2 separate regions of the Homo sapiens genome follow, and region 2 is linked to region 1. The links are chromatin contacts, found by Hi-C or POLR2A ChIA-PET in ENCODE. All regions are on one chromosome and are shown on one strand. Each heading gives the region's core, a stretch centred on a gene start or an enhancer-like site at or near the end of the contact. The rest is flanking DNA. Distances are from core to core; before and after follow the strand shown. Region 1 holds the start of LINC02840 (long intergenic non-protein coding RNA 2840). Region 2 has its middle 47 kb from the start of LINC02840.

The links. A loop is a pair of places that touch in the nucleus more often than their neighbours do. ChIA-PET counts read pairs that join two places held with the same protein, here RNA polymerase II (POLR2A). Pooled maps may share reads with other maps.
Region 2: a map of spleen shows a loop between it and region 1 (2.2-fold over the local background). The contact joins the enhancer-like site here to the promoter of LINC02840 in region 1. A Hi-C loop is called at or near these places in 6 of 168 maps with a recorded cell type or tissue (CD4-positive, alpha-beta T cell, endodermal cell, endothelial cell of hepatic sinusoid and 3 more) and 1 of 50 pooled maps. POLR2A ChIA-PET finds 5 or more read pairs at or near these places in 2 of 52 experiments (T-cell and WTC11).

The regions. Positions count from the first base shown.
Region 1 is chr6:152,874,701-152,877,293 of GRCh38, reverse strand. It overlaps LINC02840 (long intergenic non-protein coding RNA 2840), which reads left to right and starts at 1,297. Exons shown (of 5, transcript NR_183508.1): 1 at 1,297-1,587.
Region 2 is chr6:152,921,517-152,924,109 of GRCh38, reverse strand. No RefSeq gene overlaps it. Among named protein-coding and RNA genes, the nearest start is that of LINC02840, 47 kb to the right of the region's middle. Within about 2 kb of position 1,274, at least 3 of the 41 ENCODE cell types and tissues checked have a DNase peak (open chromatin) inside an H3K27ac peak, as active enhancers do.

The DNA of each region.
Region 1 (2,593 bases), core at 48-2,547:
ATTGCCAGTTAATATTACCAGTCAACTATTGATTTATCATAACACAACTCTTCTAACTTTATTCTTTTTCCATAAGACAATTTTGGTTTTTTCCTGGACTTTTGCATTTTCATATATATTTTAAGATCATCTTGACATATTCTATAAAAAATCTTGCTAGGATTTTGATTGACAATTTACTGAAGCTATAGATAAATTTGCAGAGAATCAATATGGTAACATGATTGAGTTTTCCAATTCACGTACATAGTACACTCTTTGATTCTGAGGTTTTAAATTTCTTTATCAACGTCTTATAGTTATTTTTGTAGTGATCTTACATGACTTTTGTTAGATTTATTCCAACTATTGGTAATTGTTTGACGCTATTATAAGTGATGTGTTTTTAAATTTTACGTTTCTATTTTGTGTTACATAGAAATGAAATTGACTTTTAAAATTATTTTTTAATTTGTATTTATTTTTATTTTTTTATTTCCATAGGTTTTGGGGGGAACAGGTGGTGTTTGGTTACATGAGTAAATTCTTTAGTGGTGATTTGTGAGATTTTGGTGTACCTATCACCTGAGCAGTATACACTGAACCCAAATTATAGTCTTTTATCCCTCCCCCCATAATTGATTTTTATATAATAAATTTGTAAATAGAAATATTACTTATTAATTTACTTATTAAATGTACTTATTAATTATAATCCTTATGGATTATTTTGGATTTTCTATGTTAATACTAATATCATTTGCAAATAAGGACTGTTTCATTCTTTCCTTTCTAACCCTTATACATTTCATTATCATTATTCATAGTAGTTCTATTCCATAAGATGTTGTAAGTTATATCCTATAAGGTAGTGACAAACATTGGATTAGTGAATGCTGAATCATTGCTCCAAGGAGAAATACAAGGTTAAGTTGCTGTGCACCTCTGATCACAACTTTTTAAATCAATATATCCACGTAATCTTGTTTAATATATATTATTGATTCATTAGCATTGAACTCATGGCATTCGACACCGTAACTGATGCCTAAATAAAGTTTATGTGGCACATATTTTTCTACATAAGGCATATCACAGCTTTCTGGCTTTGTAACAGTAGATAGCACTTCAGCAGTATGCTTGGGGGCTGTTTTAAACAGTATAATCGCCAATAAAAATACAACAATGTGGCACTAAACAAACCAAGGAAAGGACACTTATTTTATTTTATTTTTTTTTTCTGAGACGGAGTCTCGCTCTGTCGCCCAGGCTGGAGTGCAGTGGCGCGATCTCGGCTAACTGCAAGCTCCGCCTCCCGGGTTCGCGCCATTTTCCTGCCTCAGCCTCCCGAGTAGCTGGGACTATAGGCACCCGCCACCACGCCCGGCTAATTTTTTGTATTCACAGTACAGACGGGGTTTCACCGTGTTAGCCAGGATGGTTTCGATCTCCTGACCTCGTGATCCGCCCGCCTCTGCCTCCCAAAGTGCTGGGATTACAGGCGTGAGCCACCGCGCCCGGTGGAAAGGACACTTTTTTACAGTATGAGCACTGAAACAAAAAGGCAAAGCAAGGTCTGTTCACCTTCAGCTGAGAACGTGAGGATTGGTGAGTCAAATTTTGCACTGCTCTACAGGTGCCTGTCAATGTCTGCAACAGTGCAGAACTGATTTTGGGTGACAAATTTCAGCCAGTAGGTGAATCTGCAAAAACTGAATTCTTTTGCAGATAACTTACAGTAAATTAAGGGACTTCTCCTTTATTAGCAGTTATCAGGGTTTTTTAAACTATTAATGTCTATTTTATTTAGTTATAATTAAGTGAAAACCTCTGCCATTTTCCCGAATGAGAAGACAATTTTCTTGTCAATTAATTTATGAATTTAATGTCGTTCCAATTCCAAATCTAAGAGGTGTGTGTGTATTGTGCATGTGGGTTTGTGTGTGTACAAGGGGTGATGGGGAAGGAAACTAAAAAATCATCTTTACAAAAATTTAAAAAAATCTTAAGAGTGTCCTACACTTTCGGTGGAAAATACAGTTACATTTTATATAGATTAAAACATTGGCTTTTACTTTTATTGTCATACTTCTTAGGAATGTATAGTGGACTTTGTTATCTGTACCCAGCTCCCCCTTCAGGCGTGGAGGATTGTCACTCCAGCTGCTGGCTGTGCTGCCGTCTGATAGCTCTCAGCTGTCAGCTCTCTTCAGGATTCTCTCTGCTCACAACAGGCACCTTGTCCAAGAACCCACCCTATTCCCAGAGCAGCCCACATCCAATAACTGATCTGGGCGTATCCTGGCCCAATACTCTGTCCATGCTGGAAGGCTCCTCACTTCAGAATGTCCCATGGGATAATCTGAGGACTTCATGGAGACTAATTTCCCTCTCTGCCCAATCTTACTTCCTTCCCTTCCACTGTGTTGAAACCAAGAACACTTTTTAATAAAGTCCTGCATATTGATCTCCACCTCAGAGTTGGCTCCCACCTACCTTAGGGCACCTTTAGTATATAGTGGGAAGGGCCCAGGTATGCTCAACATCCTGCAATGAGGACTGTCTTGCCCAGCAAATAATAGTCTTGATTTTGTACAATTTTTAAAAATACACC
Region 2 (2,593 bases), core at 25-2,524, 47 kb before region 1:
TACTGAGTACATACCCAAAGGATTATGAATTATGCTGCTATAAAGACACATGCACACATATGTTTATTGTGGCACTATTCACAATAGCAAAGACTTGGAACCAAGCCAAATGTCCAACAACGATAGATTGGATTAAGAAAATGTGGCACATATACACCATGGAATACTATGCAGCCATAAAAAATGATTAGTTCATGTCCTTTGTAGGGACATGGATGGAGCTAGAAACCATTATTCTCAGCAAACTATTGCAAGGACAAAAAACCGAACACCGCATGTTCTCACTCATAGGTGGGAACTGAACAATGAGAACACATGGACACAGGAAGGGGAACATCACACACCGGGGCCTGTTGTGGAGTAGGGGGAGGGGGGAGGGATAGCATTAGGAGATATACCTAATGTTAAATGACGAGTTAATGGGTGCAGCACACCAACATGGCACATGTATACATATGTAACAAACCTGCACGTTGTGCACACGTACCCTAAAACTTAAAATGTAATTAAAAAAAAAAGAAAAAAAAAAGAAAGAATTGAGTCATTGGATTGGATCCAGGAAGAGCTGCTGCTGCTAGAGAATTGGGTGCTCCAGAGAATCAGCTACAGTCCTTGTGTTCTTTTGGGTAATGCACTGGTCCTTATCTTTCCCTATGTGCTTACGTCTGCTCTCACCTATATAACTTTTTTGCATGCACATTTCAGGAAGCAAGATATTACTGCCTATTACACTCTATTTGGCTCATGTTATAGAAGCTGTAGTGTCCCAAAGGATTAAAAATATAGGAAATGGAGATAACAATGGAGGTGGGCGATGAGAGGGCATGGTTTCGCCCTCCTGAGGAGAGAGTCCTCATGAGGTTGGGTCCCTGTTTTCGGATTAGAGTTTCATTTTAAAGTTATTGGCTAGTCCTCAAAAGCTCAACTTCACAAAAATCACGTCCATCTTGAAGTGGTTTAACTGATACAAAGATAGGTTTTTCTCAAGATATTTCATAAAATAAAAATTAGGAAATAAATATATTTCTATTAAGATAGAAAATTAAATTCCCCAGTGCCCCATGTGACTGTTTTTCTGGATTGTTTTGATTTAAGGACATATTAGAGTGGAAACTGTCATGCGCCACATGGGTTGGCCTTCCAACCAGATGTCCTTTCCCCAGGTCTGGCAGCTTTGGCTGCCAGAGAGTTCACAGCCAAATTTCTACCTAAGAATAGACCTTGGCTGAAGGGAACTGCCTTGGTGGAGGCTATTCTCTCTCCCCTGCAGCAGACAGCTTCCAGTGGTTGACTAAGCTGGGAACAAACGCCAAGGTCACTCTTCCCCATTCAGAACATTTCTGAAAGGCCTACCCCAGCTTCAGAGCCCTTGAAGGATCAGCTGAAGTTGTTGCTCTGACTGCATCGCAGCTCAATTTTTGCCTCACTCCATCATGCTTCCCTCCCTTGAGTGTTGTTCTCAAGAGCGTCTTCCTGCTAACTTCCTATATTAAAATCTTTTTTCTTCCAGATTCTGTGTTTCAAGAATGCAACCTGAGACAATAGTTGTGTTGCATTTTTTTTTTTTTTTTTTTTTTTTGAGACGAAGTCTCGCTCTGTCGCCCAGGCTGGAGTGCAGTGGTGCAATCAAGGCTCACTGCAAGCTCCGCCTCCCGGGTTCACGCCATTCTCCTGCCTCAGCCTCCCGAGTAGCTGGGACTACAGGCACCCACCACCACACCCGGCTAATTTTTTGTATTTTTAGTAGAGACAGGGTTTCACCATGTTAGCCAGGATGGTCTCGATCTCCTGACCTCATGATCCGCCCGCCTTGGCCTCCCAAAGTGCTGGGATTACAGGCATGACCCACCGCACCCGGCCTGCATTTTCCATGTCAGATTGTATTAGTCCGTTTTCATGCTGCTGATAAGGACATACCCAAGCCTGAGCAATTTACAAAAGAAAGAGTTTTAATGGACTTACAGCCACTCACGTGGCTGGGGAGGCCTCACAATCATGGTGGAAGGTGAAAGGCACGTCTTACATTATGGCAGGCAAGAGAAGAGAGCTTATACAGGGAAACTCCCCCCTTATAAAACCATCAGGTCTGGTGAGACTTATTCACTATCATGAGAACAGCACAGGAAAGTCCTGCCTCAGTGATTCAATTACCTCCCTTCAAGTCCTTCCTGCAACACATGGAAATTCAAGATGAGATTTGGGTGGAGACACAGCAAAACCATATCACAGGTCAACCCGTTGCTCTTCTCTGCCCTGCTCTGCTCTCACAGGCTCATCTCTAAAAGAAGCATCTTTTGGGCTCCCATGCTTTCTGGTTTCCTGTTGTCTTCAGCCCTCCCTAAAAACCAACAGGAGATCAGAGGGTGGGAGGAGAGTGGGACCGTGGTATTTACAAATTTCCCATCTTCTTTTTTTCCTCATGGTTCTGGAAGTTGCTGGGTCAAGACTTTGTCTGCCTCTTTTTCATGGCTCTGGGCCTTGGGTTAGTAGTGGCTTCCTGTTGTTACTGGTTCAGCACAACTCTGCCTACAGCTCTGTAAATACTCATCCCATTAAGATTTTCTTCAGTTACAACCTTTTATATGTGCCAGCT